Regions from separate parts of the Homo sapiens genome. Here region 1 is linked to region 2. A link is a loop called in an ENCODE intact Hi-C map of the cell type or tissue named here. Cell type or tissue: CD4-positive, alpha-beta T cell. All regions are shown on one strand. Links, peaks and the distances in the headings refer to the core of each region. The heading gives the core; the rest is flanking DNA.

Region 1 (8,330 bases), core at 202-8,201, 420 kb after region 2:
CTCGGCTAATCAAAACAGAAATGTCTTAACTTTCCTCACATAAAGGCGTATGTGCAAACTCTAATTCTTCCCTGGAAAAGGTGATGACTTGAATTAATGGGGATAATCATACTGATTAGGAATAGTAGCAACTCAGTTGTGAAAAGTGACATAGACTTGGATCTGGGGTTTCACTACAGGATCTGCTATAATCAGCTGTGTAATTTTGAGGGTGTCAATTAAACCTTCATTTTTTTTTTATTTATAAAATTGGGACAGGAATAAAGTAGATAATATCTAAGACTCTTTCTGCTGTTAAACTATGACTATACTAAATAGTGAAACCACTCAGGAAATACCTAACAGGAAGAAGGGGGCAGGGCAGCAGAGAGACGGCAAAGGGAAGAAGCTCTGATTGTCCTGTCAAGAGGACAGGGCTGGGTTATCTCTTTTTGTTAAACCAGCACCTTTTTCTGTCCAGAGCCATTTCAAGACGTCGGTATGCCCTCATATCAATATTAAAATGCATCCATTTCCCAGAGGAAATATAATCTATAGCTAACTGTATCATCATTCCTAGTTGTCTTTATGTTACATTTTACAGGCACTTAATTAAATGTTTTTGATGTTGTTGTTGTTGTTGTTTTTTGAGATGGAGTCTTGCTCTGTCGCCCAGGCTGGAATGCAGTGGCGCGATCTCAGCTCACTGCAAGCTCGGCCTCCCAGGTTCACGCCATTCTCCTGCCTCAGCCTCCCAAGTAGCTGGGACTACAGGTGCCCGCTGCCACCCCCGGCTAATTTTTTGTATTTTTTAGTAGAGACGGGGTTCACCGTATTAGCCGGGATGGTCTCAATCTCCTGACCTTGTGATCCGCCTGCCTTGGCCTCCCAAAGTGCTGAGATTACAGGCATGAGCCACTGCGCTTGGCCAATTAAATGTTAATTATGATTACATAAGGGTTTTTAGAGCCAATAAAAAAAATTCAATTTTCAAACATTTGGAGTGAAAGGCGAGTTGGTCCTAGGCACTTGACCAATAATTTCAAATGGATAAAACATCCTTTCCTCACAGTTAACTAAACTATTGACAGATATACTAGAAGATCTTCAAAAAGTCAGATACAAGAAAATCTACCTTCCAACACCCCTCAAAGAGCAAAAAGGAAATGAAGGGACCTGAGATATCAGAGAAGATAGCAAAACCTTATTTATTTACTTATCTATTTTTTAGAGACAGAATCTTGCTCTGTCTCCCAGGCTGGAGAGCAGTGGTGCAATCATAGCTTACTGTAATAACCTTGAACTCCTGGGCTCACGTTATCCTCCTGCCTCAGCCTCCCAAGTAGCTAGTACTAAAGGTGTGCACCACTCCACCTGGCTAATTTTTTAATTTACTTTTTGTAGAGATGGGGTCTTGCTATGTTGCCCAGACTGGTGTCAAACTCCTGGCCTCAAGTGATCTTCCTGCCTCAGCCTCCCAAGTAGCTAGGAATACAGGCATACACCGTTTGGTGAATTTTTGTATTTTTGTAGAGACAGAGTCTCGCTATGTTTCCCAGGCTGGTCTTGAACTCCTGGCTTCAAGTGATCCTCCCACCTCAGTCTCCCAAAGTGCTGGGGTTACAAGCTTGAGCCACCACACCCAGCCAATAGCAAGACCTTAGAGAAGTGAGAAGAAGAAAGTATCTCTGAGACAACTGTATCTGGAATCAAAATGACTGTCTCCTTCCCTTCGTGATGACAGAACCCCTATCAAAACAGTGTCGAAAGATGGCAGATTACCATTTTTAAAACTACTAAAACTTTGACAAAGCAAAATTAAGACTTAAAATGTATCTTCATGGGAAGAAACAGACACCCATACATATCTACCAAAACACATACACACAAACCCCAGGCGTTGAGAAATACATCTTTTCCGTATGACACAGAGCTTATCAAGTGCTGTCAGCAATGCTATGGCAGACTTCATCAAAACCCAGTCAGAAAAGCACAGGAACTTACACACTTAGGTACTTCATGACTAGGGAGGAGATGGGCTGTCACCTCAGTAACTTCAGATCACCTGGGAATGAGGTGAGGGGCATGGAGGGAGTGGCTGCTAGAGATGTCAACACTCAAAATCTATACTTGTAATCAGTGAAGAGTCTGTGGAACCAGAATGGTGCTAACATTCACCTTATTTTCCCAGCTTAATTTTGACTGCAGAGCATTAGGTTTCTATATAATTCTGCAGTTTGAAGGCAGTGTGTATATAAATTCTGCAGTTTGAAGGCAGTGTGCTACCACTTCCTGTTGGAGCTCTGGGGCTAAATAAGAGGTATGGGATTTCCCCTCCTCCACGTCAACTGAAGACACAGCTCACACCTCTTTTTACCACATCCACCTCACAGAAAATATAAAGACCAAGATGTCACATGAGATTCACCTCCTTTTCATGTTCACTTCCTATTCTAATCTGTTTCAGGACACTGGTTTTCATGCCTTCATAGCTGTCACCCTCCAAAGAACCTCATTTCCATCATTTTTTGAAATCCACTGATAGACTTGAACCCTTCAAAATGAAAAGTAATTTTTAAAAGCTACTATTTTAAAAGGAACCAGATACCCTTACAGGAAACATGGGACAAAAATTAAGGGAAAAAGAGAAAACGAATAAAACTATTACAAACAAGCAAGTCGTCCAAGAAGCTTAACAAAAACAGCATCAGCGAGATTCACTTACTTTCAAGGCAGGAGATACTTCTGGGAGGCTCAAATACAGAATGGACAAAAGGACACCCACTCAACTTGTTAGAAATTATCCTTTACCATCTGTACTGCAGTATGCATTCAACAATGAAAAATTGTTATTTGAGGCTTTGAAATTAATACAAATGTCAAAAATTAACACCCTTTAGTTGCTGTACCAGCAGCTACCACCAAATCTTAGGAATATACTTGAGAGATGACATTTAAAATCTGCTTTTTCAGAAAAGAAAAAGTCCCACTCAAGACTGACTGCCAAGAACTTGCAATTCAAACTTCCCTAAGCCCAGACATCATAACACCCAGGAGATTTTAGACCATTCAATCTATATGAAAGAATCCAGAATGAGCAAACAAACCATAGCCTTTACTAATACTTAAAGAGTGTTCTATACCAAATACTCTTTTTTTAAAAAAAGATAAATTATCCTTAAAAATACACAAATATTTAAACACACGTATTACCAAAGCACTAGCTCTCTATTATTTCCCAACCCAGAAATTCATGGTGAAATATGCTGTAAGAACCATACGAAAGATGACTAAATAAGCCACTATTAGAGGCCAGAAACATCACCAACACAACCAAAAGCTGAGGTATTCTTAAGGTACTTAATTAACCTGCAACTATTTAACAGGAGAAATGATGTTAAGGTGGTCACTTCTAAAACAGCTTAAAACCAGCTTTGACTTGGTCTTCAGTTTATGATAAGTTAAGAGATCTTATTACCTGAACACAGTGTCTTCCAGTACAAAAGTAGAAAGGACAGCTCCCAGCCAGGATCAGAAAAACTCTTGATTCAATTGGAAGTAACTGAGAGGTATATCACATGTTGTGATTCACTTAACAATAATTAGAACCAAAGCAAAATATACAGGGAGGCAGGTAGAATGTAAGTTCATTTCCTTGGCTGAGAAGCTGTTAAACATTCAAACCGAAGGATTTAAAATACTGAGAAGTCTTGCTTCTCAGGAGATGGTAGTAAAGAGGTGAACCATATTTTCCTGACCACATCATTTCCAAAAGTCACCAATTCCCTTAACATCCATTAACACTCACAGAACAAATTAACGCTCTATAGACATTATTCCATCATTAGTCACATTTTGCTTTCTCCTGCACTTGATCCAAAGGAAGTGAAGAGAAAATGGTAATCAGTTACTATAGCAAGTCTTGCGCCCCACTACTTTCCATTTCCTCTCTTTTCCATCTCCTCTGTCTTCTCTGCTCAACCTCCCTTTACTATGATGTTGCTTCCTCTTTTCCTTTCTGTCTCACACCCAGATCCCTTTACTTTCTCCATCAAGTATCCTCATTCTGCCCTCTGATCCCTTGAACTCTTCTTCCACCTACAATTTTCTTCTGTCCCCTCCTACGACATCTCAGTCCAGACCTCCTGTGGCCAGCCGTCCCCTTCTTCCTCACCTCCTGACCGCTCATTCCCCTGAATTCCCTTCCAGTTGCCTGGTTCTCACCTCTCTGTCCCTTGTGTCCTCTGTCCCTTTACTTCACATCCCTCTCATTGCCCCCATCCCTCATTTCCCCCTTCACATTTCCTTCCTCTCCTGTCTTTTAATCATTGGCACGTCCACTATCCCCTTCTCTCTACATGAGATTTCCTGAGTCTTCCCCCCAACACATTTTGTCCCTCAAAGACCCCTCCCTGTCAGTCTCCGAACCCTCTCGTTCCCCCAATACCCCTAGTCCTTGTTCCTCTGTTCCCCTTCCCGTTCCTTTGCCCCCAAGTTCCCCCTTCGCCCTTAGCCTCACGTTCCCGCTCGCCTCTCTCCCTCACGCCCTCGCCCCTCTCCCTCACGCCCTCGCCCCTCTCAGTGCCCCCGCCACCTTGCAGTCCCCGGGGTCTCCTCTCCCGGGCTCCCAAGCGCCCCCCGCCCTTTCCCCGTCCCCTAGTACCCGCCCCCCAATTCTCTACCCGGTCCCGGGCCGCGGCCCCTCCCTCACCGATGGTGGAGATGAAGGTGGTGTTGAAGGCGTCCTCTGAGAAGCGGAACAGGAGGCAGGTCTTGCCTACCCCCGAGTCGCCGATCAGCAGGAGCTTGAAGAGATAATCGTACGTCTTCGCCATCTTCTCGCTCCGGCCCTCTGACCGGGGAGCCAGAGGAGGCGGTGGAGAGAGGCGGGGAGGGGGCCGCGGGCGAGGGGGCGTGCCCGCCAATCCGCCGCTGCTCGCCCCGCCCCACGCCCCGCCCCTCCTCTCGGAGAAGGCCTGCGCGCCCCGCCCCGTGCGGCCAATCGGCGAGGGCTTCGTCATCACCGCCCGCGCCCCGGGACTTCATGGGACTTGTAGTTCCTCCGGGGAGCCTCGGGCGTGCCCCGCGAGGACTGTCCAGGCGGCTCCAGCGGATAAAAGACCTGCTATGGGCGGGGTGACAGGGTGGAGGCGTTTCCACCCGAGCTGGGAAGGGAGGCCCCGTTTCGTACTCTGCTGGTCGAGCCGCGGGAACTTAACTTTGTTATTTCTTTGTGTGCAGACGCCTTCCAAATCCAGGACCTCAGAATCAGAGCCCCGTAGTTCCCGCATCTCTTCCGCCGAGACCTGGAGCAGAGATGCTTTCTTTCCTTGGCGCTGCTGTGGCGCAGCCTACGGGTTATCTGCAGAGGGCATTATCCAGCTTCTCCCCGAGGCCATGCCCAGCACCACTATAACCCCCTCCCGCAGCCCCTCAGTCACAGAGCTGAGAAAGAATGGTTACCATGCTAACTCGAACCTCACTCGTGCCCCCTTCTTCACGCCACACAGACCAGAGCCAAATACAATGAGTATTTAGAGAATCTGCTACGCTGATCGCTCCCCTCTCCTCGCAGGAGGATGGATTTTTAAATCTGGGAAGTCTTGTGCTACAGGTCTGTGCCCCATGAAACTGCAAGCATCCTGTGAGGCGGGCCACGGGAATTTAGAGAGTAAGATTTGAATTTAGTCTTGGCTCTGCTGCAAAACCGCTGTGACAAGTCACACAGGCACTGGACATTTCAGTTTTCTCATCTGTAAAATGGATATGAAACAAGATACTTCATAGGGTTCCAGTGAAACTTAAATACTAAATGTGAAAGTTCTTTGAAACCCATAAGGCACTGTTAGCAGTGATGGTAATATTCATTACTCTTCAGTAGGCTCTCACTTAATTGATGACGAATATAGGGAGGAAACAGCATTCTGTTATACTCAAGTTAATCCTTTATTATTTATTGTCTTAGGCTAATTCTCTGTTTTGTGGATGTATTGTTCAGTCCCCTTTCATTTGCTAGTGGCAGAAACCCAACCGGATTAGCTGTTGTGAAAGGGGTGTTGACTGGTTCAGGTAATGTGGAAGCAAAAGGCTAAGAAGGTGTGGGACTAGGAGTCCACCCTGCCAGGGCTCTGTGTCTCTCATCTGTTGTTCTCCCTTCGAAGTTTTAATTTCTAATATGTCAAATACCGACAGGTAAAACCCACATGAAAAAAAGCTTCTTGGAGTCTTCAATAAGTTTTAAGAGGATGAAGGGGTCTTGAAACCAAAGTATTTGAGAACCACTGGTCCAGACATTTACCTTAGCTATAAGGAAACACCTTCTGGAAGGCTAGAGGTTATTAAGGGAACCAGTGGACTCCACCATTAGTGGAATAAGAAAAGGGGGGGGGGGAAAAACCGTGGACAGTTAGTTGAACAAACCAGCAGGCTTTTCTAAGGACACATACTGTGTGCCTTGTGACTTTAGGAACAGTGCCACTGATAATCCATTCTCAGTTGCATTGTGGCAGAAGACTTAGTTGGCCCTAGAATTGGCCTTCATTTTCTATGCGGGTAAAAGATGAAATGTGTCATCATTAACTGATTGATCATACAGTAGCCAGAGGGCTGCTGCTGCTGCTGCTGCTGCTTACGGAATGTCTCATTCCTAGAGTCCACTAGATAGGAACAAAGCTCTAATGAGTTCAAAGTCACAGTGTCTGCCCCTAATGAAGAAGGATTCTGCCCTCTGGCACAGGCTGAGCCCTCTTGCCCAAGCCAGTCCTTGAGCAAGCCTCTGAACGTGGCTTCAGCCATGATCTGAACAGTGTGGATTGTTCTATATCTTCCTCCTCATTCCTGGAAAAGAAGGGGAAAAAATTCCGCAAAGACCAGTGGAATTTATTTCTTTTTAAAAATGTATATTTATGGCCAGGCGCGGTGGCTCACGCCTGTAATCCCAGCACTTTGGGAGGCCCAGGCGGGCAGATCACGAGGTCAGGAGATCGAGACCATCCTGGCTAACACGGTGAAACCCCGTCTCTACTAAAAGTACAAAAAATTAGCCGGGCATGGTGGCGGGCGCCTGTAGTCCCAGCTACTCGGGAGGCTGAGGCAGGAGAATGGCATGAACCCGGGAGGCGGAGCTTGCAGTGAGCCGAGATTGCACCACTGCACTCCAGCCAGGGTGACAGAGCAAGACTCTGTCTCAAAAGAAAAAAAAAAACCGCATATTTATTAAAATGATGTTTAGTCCCACTGTCTGTATGCAACTATTATCACTCTCTTTCTATATGAATAAAAATGTAGTGATACGGTAAAGAACTTAAGTTCAAAAGAGAAACTAGCATTAGGAATTTTAAAGTCCCTAAATTTTCTTAGGGGAATTTTGTTAATTGATGGGAATTTTAAAAAATAATAATGTTGTCTTATTTTCACTTCCCCAGTTTTTCTCTGCTACCAAGTATATATAATATTGGGACTTTCTAGCTGGTAAGTTTGTGCACCACTGTTGAACCATTCAAGCATTTTGACATATTGATACTACTTCAAAAAGAATCAGATTTTTTTCTCTTACACATTATTCATTTTCATATTTTGTGCAACAATGTTATTTAGATATCGGATTCTGGTGGTAGTAACTGAGTACTATTGAATCAAGGCATTTTGCTCAAAGGACTGGACATTAAGTATATTTGTAGCAGTACAGTTACTTCAGGTAGCAGGTTGCTGGTTGCCACTGTTCCTTCTTTCTCCGAGAGCTATCAGTGGACCCCGTTTTAAACTCCAAGTTACTATGCTCTGAGTGAACCACATCAATACTTTCTGTCAGTTTCCCAAGCCCACCCTGTAAATACTACATCACTGCAGAGCACCAGGCACATTCAATTTGATTTAGCAAATGTTTATTGAAGCCTTCTATAGGGTTAATATTGTACATGACAGCTTGACTACAGAAATCTAGATGTCCAAGGAGTCTACCTTCTGTGAATTTTGTCAGACCAGCACTCTTTCTGTTTTTGGAAAGCCACTCCTCTTTCTAATGATGGCTGTGAATCATGTCACTTCACTCCACATGCCACAGAGGTGGGCATATGACCCAGGCTGCGTCAATCCGAGTTCTTCCCTGTGAACTTTCTAAGGAAATGGGTTTTGATGCTGAAAGTAGGTCTGTCTGGTATGAGGTCTATGTGAGCTTTTGGCTGGTTTTGATCAAAGCTTTAGTTCATTTTCCTGTATGCTCTTGTTCCTGCTCTTCTCTGTGTTTACTTTGTCCTCAGGCTAGCTTTCCTCATGGTAGCAAGCAAGACTGCCATGTTGCACAATTCCAAAGGCATTATTCACTCTCCACAGTAATGTATTCATCTTGGAGG
Region 2 (8,330 bases), core at 314-8,313:
AAGCCTCAGCTAAGAGGGCATCTCCTGCACACACAAGCTTACCTCCAGGTCACCAACCTGTGATCTTTTTCCTTACTTTGAAGTTCCTCAAGATATATCACATACTTCTATGTTATGGTCTAGGAAGTAGGCCCCAGAATTTAGGTCTTGTTTCCTCAACTTGCAAGAAATTGAATGAAGAATGCATTTTCTATTTCATTTGAGTTATCCTTGTTCTGTGCTGACAGGTAAGTAAGCATTTAATAATGGGAGTGTGAATGAGTGACCACTCATGTGGTCATAAATATGGTGTCCAAAAATGGTTCTTTTGATAATACAGTCATTAATAGCATTTCAGTAATACTTTATTTGCAGAATATGTTGGGGTCTTCTCAAGAGCTGGACTCAGGCTGTGAAGCTATAGAAGTTTAGTGATTTGAAGTATACATACTCCATACCCCTCACTCCCAGCTCCTTCTTAGACTTTGGGCCAAGTCCCATCAGAAAAATGATATCTTTAGCCTAGTGAAGTTGGGTCTTGTCAGTGATGCTATTTACACAGCCAGGGATTAGTGTTTGTCTCCAGTTGATGAATATTTTTAATCCTCAGAGAATAAATAACTGACTAGAAATGTATTGATAACCTTCTGCACGCCAGCCATGGTGCCAGGCACTCTTGGGTGCCATTTTTCCCATAGTTACTCTGTGAGGTAAGGATTGCCAGCTCTGTTTCACAGAAGAAAGCACTGAGTGCCCACAGCAGAGCCAAGACCCCAAACCAGGCTCTAAGATGGTGTCCAGGCTTTTCTGATGACCCTTCTTCTGAGGGTTGGATGGACACTCCCTTTCCACAGCTGTGTTCTGCTCTGCCCTGGCTTTGTTCTGTTCTCAGTAACAAGCCCTTCCTCCTCTTTCTTTATATATGAATTGGTCTTTGGTTCCTCTTCATCTCTTAGAACTGAGTGTTTATCCCATAACTGTCCTCAGTTGTCCCCCTGCCATCTCCAAGCAGCCAGCCCCATACCTCAGCCTAATTTTTTTTCCAGACAGCTTTTGTTTTGTGTTCCACCAAGCATAACAGCTTGTTCGTTTTTGTTTTCGTTTGGCAGACTTTGGTGGGGTATTGACCTTTACTATCAGAAGAGACTGCCTTTACTGCCAATCTCTGATCCTTATGGGACAACCTTAGTGCCAGTTTTTTATTATTTTATTTTTTAAGAGAGGGTCTTGCTCTGTCACCCAGGCTGGAGTGCAGTGGCACTCACTGCAGCTTTGAACTGTTGGGCTCAAGGGATCTCCTGCCTTAGCCTTCCAAGTAGCTGGGATGACAGGGCAAACCATTGTACTTGGCCCAGTTTTTTTTTATATATATAATAAATTTTATTATGTATATTTAAGGTGTACAACACGATAATATAGGATATGCATATAGATAGTAAAAAGGTTATTATAGTGAAGCAAATTAACATATCCATCACCTCACATAGTTACTCACTTCCTTAAGGTATGGTCCCTATTCAGATTCTTAGACTTTTTAAATGGTGGTAGATGGTTTTGAGTTGGCCAAGAGCAAAGAAGTATTTATGAAACAAACCTTGAACAGTGGTGAGTCTGTGTGTAGGGTATGCACTACTGTATAATATTGGAGGAGACATTTTTCTAAACAAGCTGTCAAGGCAGCCCCTGGTTGCACCCTACTTGGCACTCCCCAACTTGCCTGTGCCCAGCACTATGATGCTAAGAGAACAGAGCAGGGTAGAATTACCCAGTCACACAGAATTTCATGTAGTTACTCATATACAGTTCTCATCAGAGCCACATGAGAGCAGCAATATCTGCTTTTTTCAGACGGAAAAATTAAGAGAGTTAATAATTGGCAGAGCTGGGAGTTAGAACCCAAGTCTCTTCACTAAATTCATTGCCTCTTCTATTGCCTTCCTAAAGAAGGACTTCCCATTTTTACTTTCTTCTTTGTACTTTTCAGATTTTTTTTACGATGAGCACAAATAATTTTTACAAAAAGGATATAATTATTTTCAAAAGACAAATATAAATTTAAAAAACAGTAGGCAGCTAGTTGAGTGCCCCCAAAGCTTCTTACCTTTATGAGATGAAGTGTCCACACATGCATAGTTTGACAGCACATGGGCACATATGATTAGGAATATGAGTGAGTGGGGCTGGCATCAGGGAAGGCCCCAGTGGGCTGAGATTTTGTGGTAGAGGGAAGGCAGGCTCCTAAATTGGACTTGAACTGGAACCAGGAGTGTAAGAATCCCACAGCAGGGAGGCACTCTAACAAGGGTTGAGAGGCAGGGAGGGTGGGCCTTTTTGACTGACTCTCGTGCCTGGCGGTCTGAGAAACAAGTAGAGGGTCTGGGGAGCGGACGAGCAGGCATCAGGAGGCGCCTAGCCCCACAGGGCCCTTGGTGGGTGCCAGGTTCACGCACACTCATTGAATGAGCAACCTCTCCCGGGAGCAGGTGGCTGCAGTCCGAGAAGGGATGTCCTGGATTGTTCCTGTGCCGCTGCTGTCCCTCCTCACAGCAAAACAACTGGAGCAGATGGTGTGTGGGATGCCCGAGATCTCTGTGGAAGTCTTGAAGAAAGTGGTGCGGTACCGTGAGGTGGATGAGCAGCATCAGCTGGTGCAGTGGTTCTGGCACACGCTGGAAGAGTTCTCCAATGAGGAGCGGGTGCTTTTCATGAGGTTTGTGTCAGGAAGATCTCGACTACCAGCCAACACTGCTGACATTTCTCAGAGATTTCAAATCATGAAGGTTGATAGGGTAAGTAAGCTATTCTTTTTTCCTTTGTAATGTCTGCCTTATTGCTTCATTGTTGTTTTTGTTGAGACAGGGTCTCACTCTGTGGCCCAGGCTGGAGTGCAGTGGCATGATTTTAGCTTACTGCAACCTCCGCTTCCTAGCTTCAAGCAGTTCTCCTGCCTCAGCCTCCGCAGTAGCTGGGACTACAGGTGCGTGCCACCACGCCTGGCTAATTTTTTTGTATATTTTGGTAGAGACGGGGATTCACCATGTTGGCCAGGCTGGTCTTGAACTACTGACCTCAGGTGATCTGGTCACGTTGGCCTCCCAAAGTGCTGGGATTACAGGCGTGAGCCAACACGCCTGGCCCTCTGCGCCTTGTTGCTTTTATGTTGGGGAAAACAAACTATGACCCTCAAGTAGGCCTGCCGATTCATGCTTATTAATACTTAGAATTTCCAGATTAATGAAAAAAATCAAGCAGTAAAATTTGTTTAGAAATATCATTTAGCTTCAGTGGGAAGAGTCCTAAGTGGATGAAGAGAGCATACTACAACCAACAACCTTCCCTAAATCTTCCAGCATCTTCCTGAGTTAAAGCTGAACTTGGCAGAAGGATCATCATACTGCCTCTTCCTGTGCTGAGGCATGGCCTTGTTTGTTTTCATGAAAATATTAACCATTAACTGGTGGGTGTGCCCCAGAAGGAACCCAAAGATGTGGGGAGCAACGATAACCTCTGTGCCCACTTGTGTTGTGTGCCTTGTGGAGCAGGCAGGGCTGCATCTCTGCCATCTGATGAAAGGCCCCAGCTGCAGAGCCCCAGCCCAGCTGTGATTTTGACAGATGGCTTAGGAATAAGAGGGCTTAGAGTCTGAAAAGCACACTGCTGCCAGAGTCATCTTTCTTAAGCACCTGTCTGACCATGTCACTCTCCTCCTTTTAGACCTTTCAGAGACCCCCTTTGTTGACTCCGAAATAAATGCCAATGACCTTAGCTGCCTTAAACACTTCCACAGTCTGGCCTCTGCCCCACTTTCTGATGTGACGTCTTGATACTTCTCATGTTCTGGTCATAATGGGCTGCTTGCCTTTCTCCCCAGTAGACCAGGCTGTTTTTAAAATTCTGTGCTTTTATGTAACCTGTTCCCTCTGCTTTAGTAAGTCCTTCTTCACACCCCTTTCCTTCTATCTCTGGCAAGCACTTACTCATCCTATAAGCCCAATGCCAGTCATCTCCTCCAAGAACCCCTCCTAGATGCTTTCCAGGAGTGCCCCTACCATTGCTGAAGGCAGACCTAGCCAGACTCCTTCTCTCCACCTCCTGAACACTGGGTACAGCCCTCAAACCCAGAACTTACTGCATTCAGTTAGGAGTGCCTCTCCTCCCTCTGTCTCCATCCCCACTCTTCACAAGCCCTCTCTCCCACATGAGCTGGGCAGTTCTCTGAGCAGGGCCCATGATGTTTGTTCAGAAAACAGTAAGGGAAGTGGGGCCTCTTCACACACAGGCCCTTCCTGCCAGTTTAAGTGTCTGGCTTTCTGGTGTAGCCAAAGCTATTCCTCCCTGTGCTGCCTCCTGAGGCTGCAGGCTGCTGCTCTGCTCCTGGGCTAGGCTTGCTGGAGAAGCCACGTGCAGGAAGGATTATAAAAGAGCCTTTCCATAAATTTTCTGCATGACTTGCCAAGAACTGTAAGTTGTAAATCTGTTTTGTTGCTTCAGAGAGAAGTAGGAAGGAGGAAATGGCTCATTTCTACTCAGCTCTGGAAACAACCCTTGCCTTATATCTGTCCTGGGCTACTCCTGCCGTTCTAGGAGTTAATCCACCACTAATCTCCGGTCTCAGGGTTGTCAGCATCAGTAACTGACTACCGTGGTCGGTTCCTCTGTGGCTTTTAGATCATTTCTACAGTACTCACATTTAGGTCATCAGAGCCACCTAGTGGCACCTCCCTTCCTTGCTGCTTTCAGTTTTTCTGCGTTGAGCTGTGTCATCACTGGCTCTGGTGCATTTGGGCTGCTGGGCCATCCACCTCCCATAGCAGGACATGTGGCTTACCTAGGTGTGGGCTCTGGGGAGGAGGGCTGATTTCAAGAGGAGGTTGAGTGAGAGAAGACAGGTTCTTTTTTTTTTTTTTAAGCAAACGTTTTAAAAATTTATAAAAACACTATAATGCCATTACTATTATTACAAATTGTTTAGAAAATAGTTATGTTTGCAAGGAGGGATAGGGAACGTATATAATCCTGTCTCTCCAGTAGTAGCTATTTTTACCTTTGTGAAATTCCTCATAGTCTTTGCCTCAATTGTACAAATTTTTATATGATGTATCTAGAATTTTTTCTGCCTTTAACCTCCTAATGTATCCTGAACACCTTTCTGTTTTGCTGCCAGTCATCATAATTATCATTTTAAATGATGCATCACCGTCAGTTGAATGGATGGACTGGAGTTTAATTGACTGCCCCTTCCTTATGTGAGCTGTGCGAGGCAGCCATGGCGCCTGCAAAGGAGGCAGAATGCACATGAGGACAGGGAGAGGAGAGGGGGCAAAGAGGCTCCCATGGCCAGCTGCACCTCACAGTCGTTCTTTCCATTCTACCTGCTCTGTGGGGGCATCCCTGCAGCTGGCTTCCAGTCTGCACCCTCTTGGTGGATGGGTATGAAGGACAGGTGCCCTCTTACTACACTCTCATCCTGTGCCAGGCGCTGTGCGTAGTGTATTCTCTCAAGCAATCCTGCCAGTCAGAGCTTCTCCTCACTTTACACACACAGGCACTGGAGGAGGTGAGGACAAGAAGGAACATCTTCACCCAGAGCCTCGAGGGCCACGGGGCAGTAGGGCCTCAGCTCATTCTATCTGGCCCAGTCTCTGTGTCCACTTGACTTAACCATGTGGCCATGTTAATTCCATCTTGAAGGCAGGGAGAGGTCATGGGCAGCCCCACTCCCCCTTATGGCACTCTGATGTCCCCAGTCACGGCTCTGGGTCTCTCTCCACAGCCTTACGACAGTCTGCCTACCTCACAGACCTGCTTCTTCCAGCTGAGGCTGCCCCCGTACTCCAGCCAGCTGGTCATGGCCGAGCGCCTGCGCTATGCCATCAACAACTGCCGCTCAATCGACATGGACAACTACATGCTCTCGAGAAACGTGGACAACGCCGAGGGCTCCGACACTGACTACTGACCGTGCGGGTGCTCTCACCCTCCCTTCTCTCCCTCAATAATGCTCACTTCTGATTTGATGTTGATATACTTTTATGGTAACTACATAGATGTTATAAGAACATAAACCAACATTATAAACAATGGCCACATTTAGTTACTCTAAATGTAACAAAGAAATTAGATGTTTTTATTTTTCTGTGATTGTACAAAAACAACAAAAACGAAGTGCTCTCAGTCAGGTTTTTCCCTCCATATTTTTGGTCACTTTTGATAAGTTTGCATGAAACCATTTTGGTGCATTTTTAGTTGGGAATGGTACATTTTTGTAAATCCACCCAGTGAACATGAAATTGTACATTGTGTATAATTGTTCATTAGAAAGGACAGTTTTACATGAATATTCATATATTTATTTTGTTTTAATTTGAATTGCCTGTTCAGGGTTCCTTATGCAGAGAAATAAAGCAGATTCAGGAATTGGAGCGTGGCTCTTGGTATTGCTTCCTGCGGAGCTTCTGACTAGGGGTTACCATCGAGGCAGACATTAGCCCAGAACAGAATGAGCTTCCAGGCTGGTCTTGCTCTGATGGCTTTTTGACCCATTCAGAAACATTTCTTTACATTGAGGGTGGGCTTCACTTGGAAATAACGTATCAGAGAACCGTGTGGTTCTAGGAGATCCCTCTGGGTTGGAAGCCCCTATTTTCCATTGTTCTTCTGTCATCCTGGGTCTCTCTGACTTTGTTCCCTCAGCTGCTCCGCCCCTCTCAGTACCACGCATCCTTCTCTGGACAGCCCCAGCTACCTCATGTGGAGGGCGACTCTACCAGACAAGGAGGAAGAGGACCACAGTAATGCCATCTGGCCCTTCCTATGAAGAACCTACAAAGACAAAATGAGCACGTGATGGAATTAAAGAACAGGGTAGTTTACAACATGTCTCAGTGGGGAGGGCAGCCAAGTGGAAGGTGTTACAGAAAGGCCAGCAACTGCTAGCAGGCACTTAGCATGTATCAATGAGTGAATGAGTGAGTGAATGTGTGAATTAGCATGAGAACTGATGAGTGGCTTTCATATCCTTGAATGATAGAATTGTGCAGAGGTCTGGGGAAGGGGTTACATTCTTGGTGCTCAAACTCAGCTAGCCCCTGCGGGCCCTGAGTGCTGTGTGTGTGTTCAGCAGCATCAGGGTGAGCCTGTGTTTCTGGGGGAAAGGGCCATCTTGAGAGCAGCTGGGAGGGCTTTGGCCTCTTGGAGTGTGTGCAGGAAGAGGGGAAGGCCTGTGGACAGCTTGTCTCCCTCACCTACAGCAAGTTCATGCCACAGGCTACTTCCACTGTACTTCGCGGACAGGGTCTTTGCCGACAGCCTGCTCAAATGAGGTGCCAGACAGACAGCCCTCTGCAGGCAGTTATTTTCCACAAGGAAGATAGGTGTATGTCTTCAAAGAGAAATTAAAAGAAAAATAAGGTTTTGCCAGCTAAGATAATGTGGTAAATGGATCTTTCTTAGTGAGAATACCTAATAATATTTAGAATGATGACATCTTCGTTTTATTGAAAAAAGGCTTCAACTAGAATTGGGTCTCAGGGAGAGACTCCAGCTTTGGGGGGAACCCCAGGAGTTCTGGGTAAAGATGAGGCTTTAATACCGATCTAAGAGCGCAGTCAGTAGCATCGTTGAAGGGCTTTGGGCTTGAAGCCCTCCTGCTCGGGGTGGGAAGGCCCTGCCTGGGCCTCTGGACCAGGAGAGAATTTAAGAAAAGAAAGGCTCACGCCTGTAATCCCAGCACTTTGGGAGGCCGAGGCGGGTGGATCACAAGGTCAGGAGATCGAGACCATCCTAGCTAACATGGTGAAACCCCGTCTCTACTAAAAATAAAAAAAATTAGCTGGGCATGGTGGTGGGCACCTGTAGTCCCAGCTACTCAGGAGGCTGAGGCAGGAGAATGGCATGAACCCGAGAGGCAGAGCTTGCAGTGAGCCAAGATCGCGCCACTGCACTCTAGCCTGGGCGACAGAGTGAGAAAAAAAAAAAAAAAAGCATCTGTGCTGCCAAGATCCTGGACGAATCCAGGAGAGGCCTCTTAGGGTCTTCTGAGCCGCTTCCTGCGTCCCTCTTGCTGAGCTGGGCTGAGGACATGCAGAGCAAAGGATACCTCTGCAGTCTCTAAATTCAAAATAATGCCTCACCCTGTGCTGCTGCCACAGTTTGCTCTGGACTCGGGGGCAGGAGGACCCCCAGAAGGCTGGCACTCATGGTTGCAGGTCCTGGGCTCAGGGCTAACAGACAGCAGCTCAGGTTTGACCCTGTGAGGGGAATCTGCACAGTGCCATGATTTTATAACACACACTGTTTCGTTGCCAGAAACTGTTATTTCCTCATTGTCTTGACTATGTTTTCATTTTTGC

The links. Peaks named below come from ENCODE experiments on the same cell type or tissue, not always from the same donor. Only the 100,000 strongest peaks of a DNase experiment are listed, where the experiment ranks them.
Region 1: a loop joins it to region 2, with 2.7 times the contacts of the local background. A loop is called at or near these places in 2 of 110 quality-filtered maps.

The regions. Positions count from the first base shown.
Region 1 is chr15:63,186,109-63,194,438 of GRCh38, reverse strand. RAB8B (RAB8B, member RAS oncogene family) reads right to left here and starts at 4,833. Exons shown (of 8, transcript NM_016530.3): 1 at 4,691-4,833. The coding sequence starts at 4,814. LOC101928972 (a long non-coding RNA gene) reads left to right here and starts at 5,008. Exons shown (of 4, transcript XR_932355.4): 1 at 5,008-5,593; 2 at 7,404-7,449. RefSeq lists enhancers at 231-731, 2,013-2,172, 5,259-5,408 and a silencer at 4,749-5,078. In CD4-positive, alpha-beta T cell, for the core only: no CTCF peak of the experiment used is centred there; DNase peaks (open chromatin) are centred at 358, 2,318, 3,968 and 4,978; H3K4me3 peaks cover 5,577 bases; H3K27ac peaks cover 5,224 bases.
Region 2 is chr15:63,606,689-63,615,018 of GRCh38, reverse strand. It overlaps HERC1 (HECT and RLD domain containing E3 ubiquitin protein ligase family member 1), which reads left to right. Exons shown (of 78, transcript NM_003922.4): 77 at 2,463-2,768; 78 at 5,753-6,401. The coding sequence ends at 5,938. It also overlaps a transcript of FBXL22 not described here. Among named protein-coding and RNA genes, the nearest start is that of USP3-AS1, 10 kb to the right of the region's middle. In CD4-positive, alpha-beta T cell, for the core only: CTCF peaks have their summits at 4,519 and 4,720 (motif pointing left); a DNase peak (open chromatin) is centred at 4,698; H3K27ac peaks cover 1,745 bases.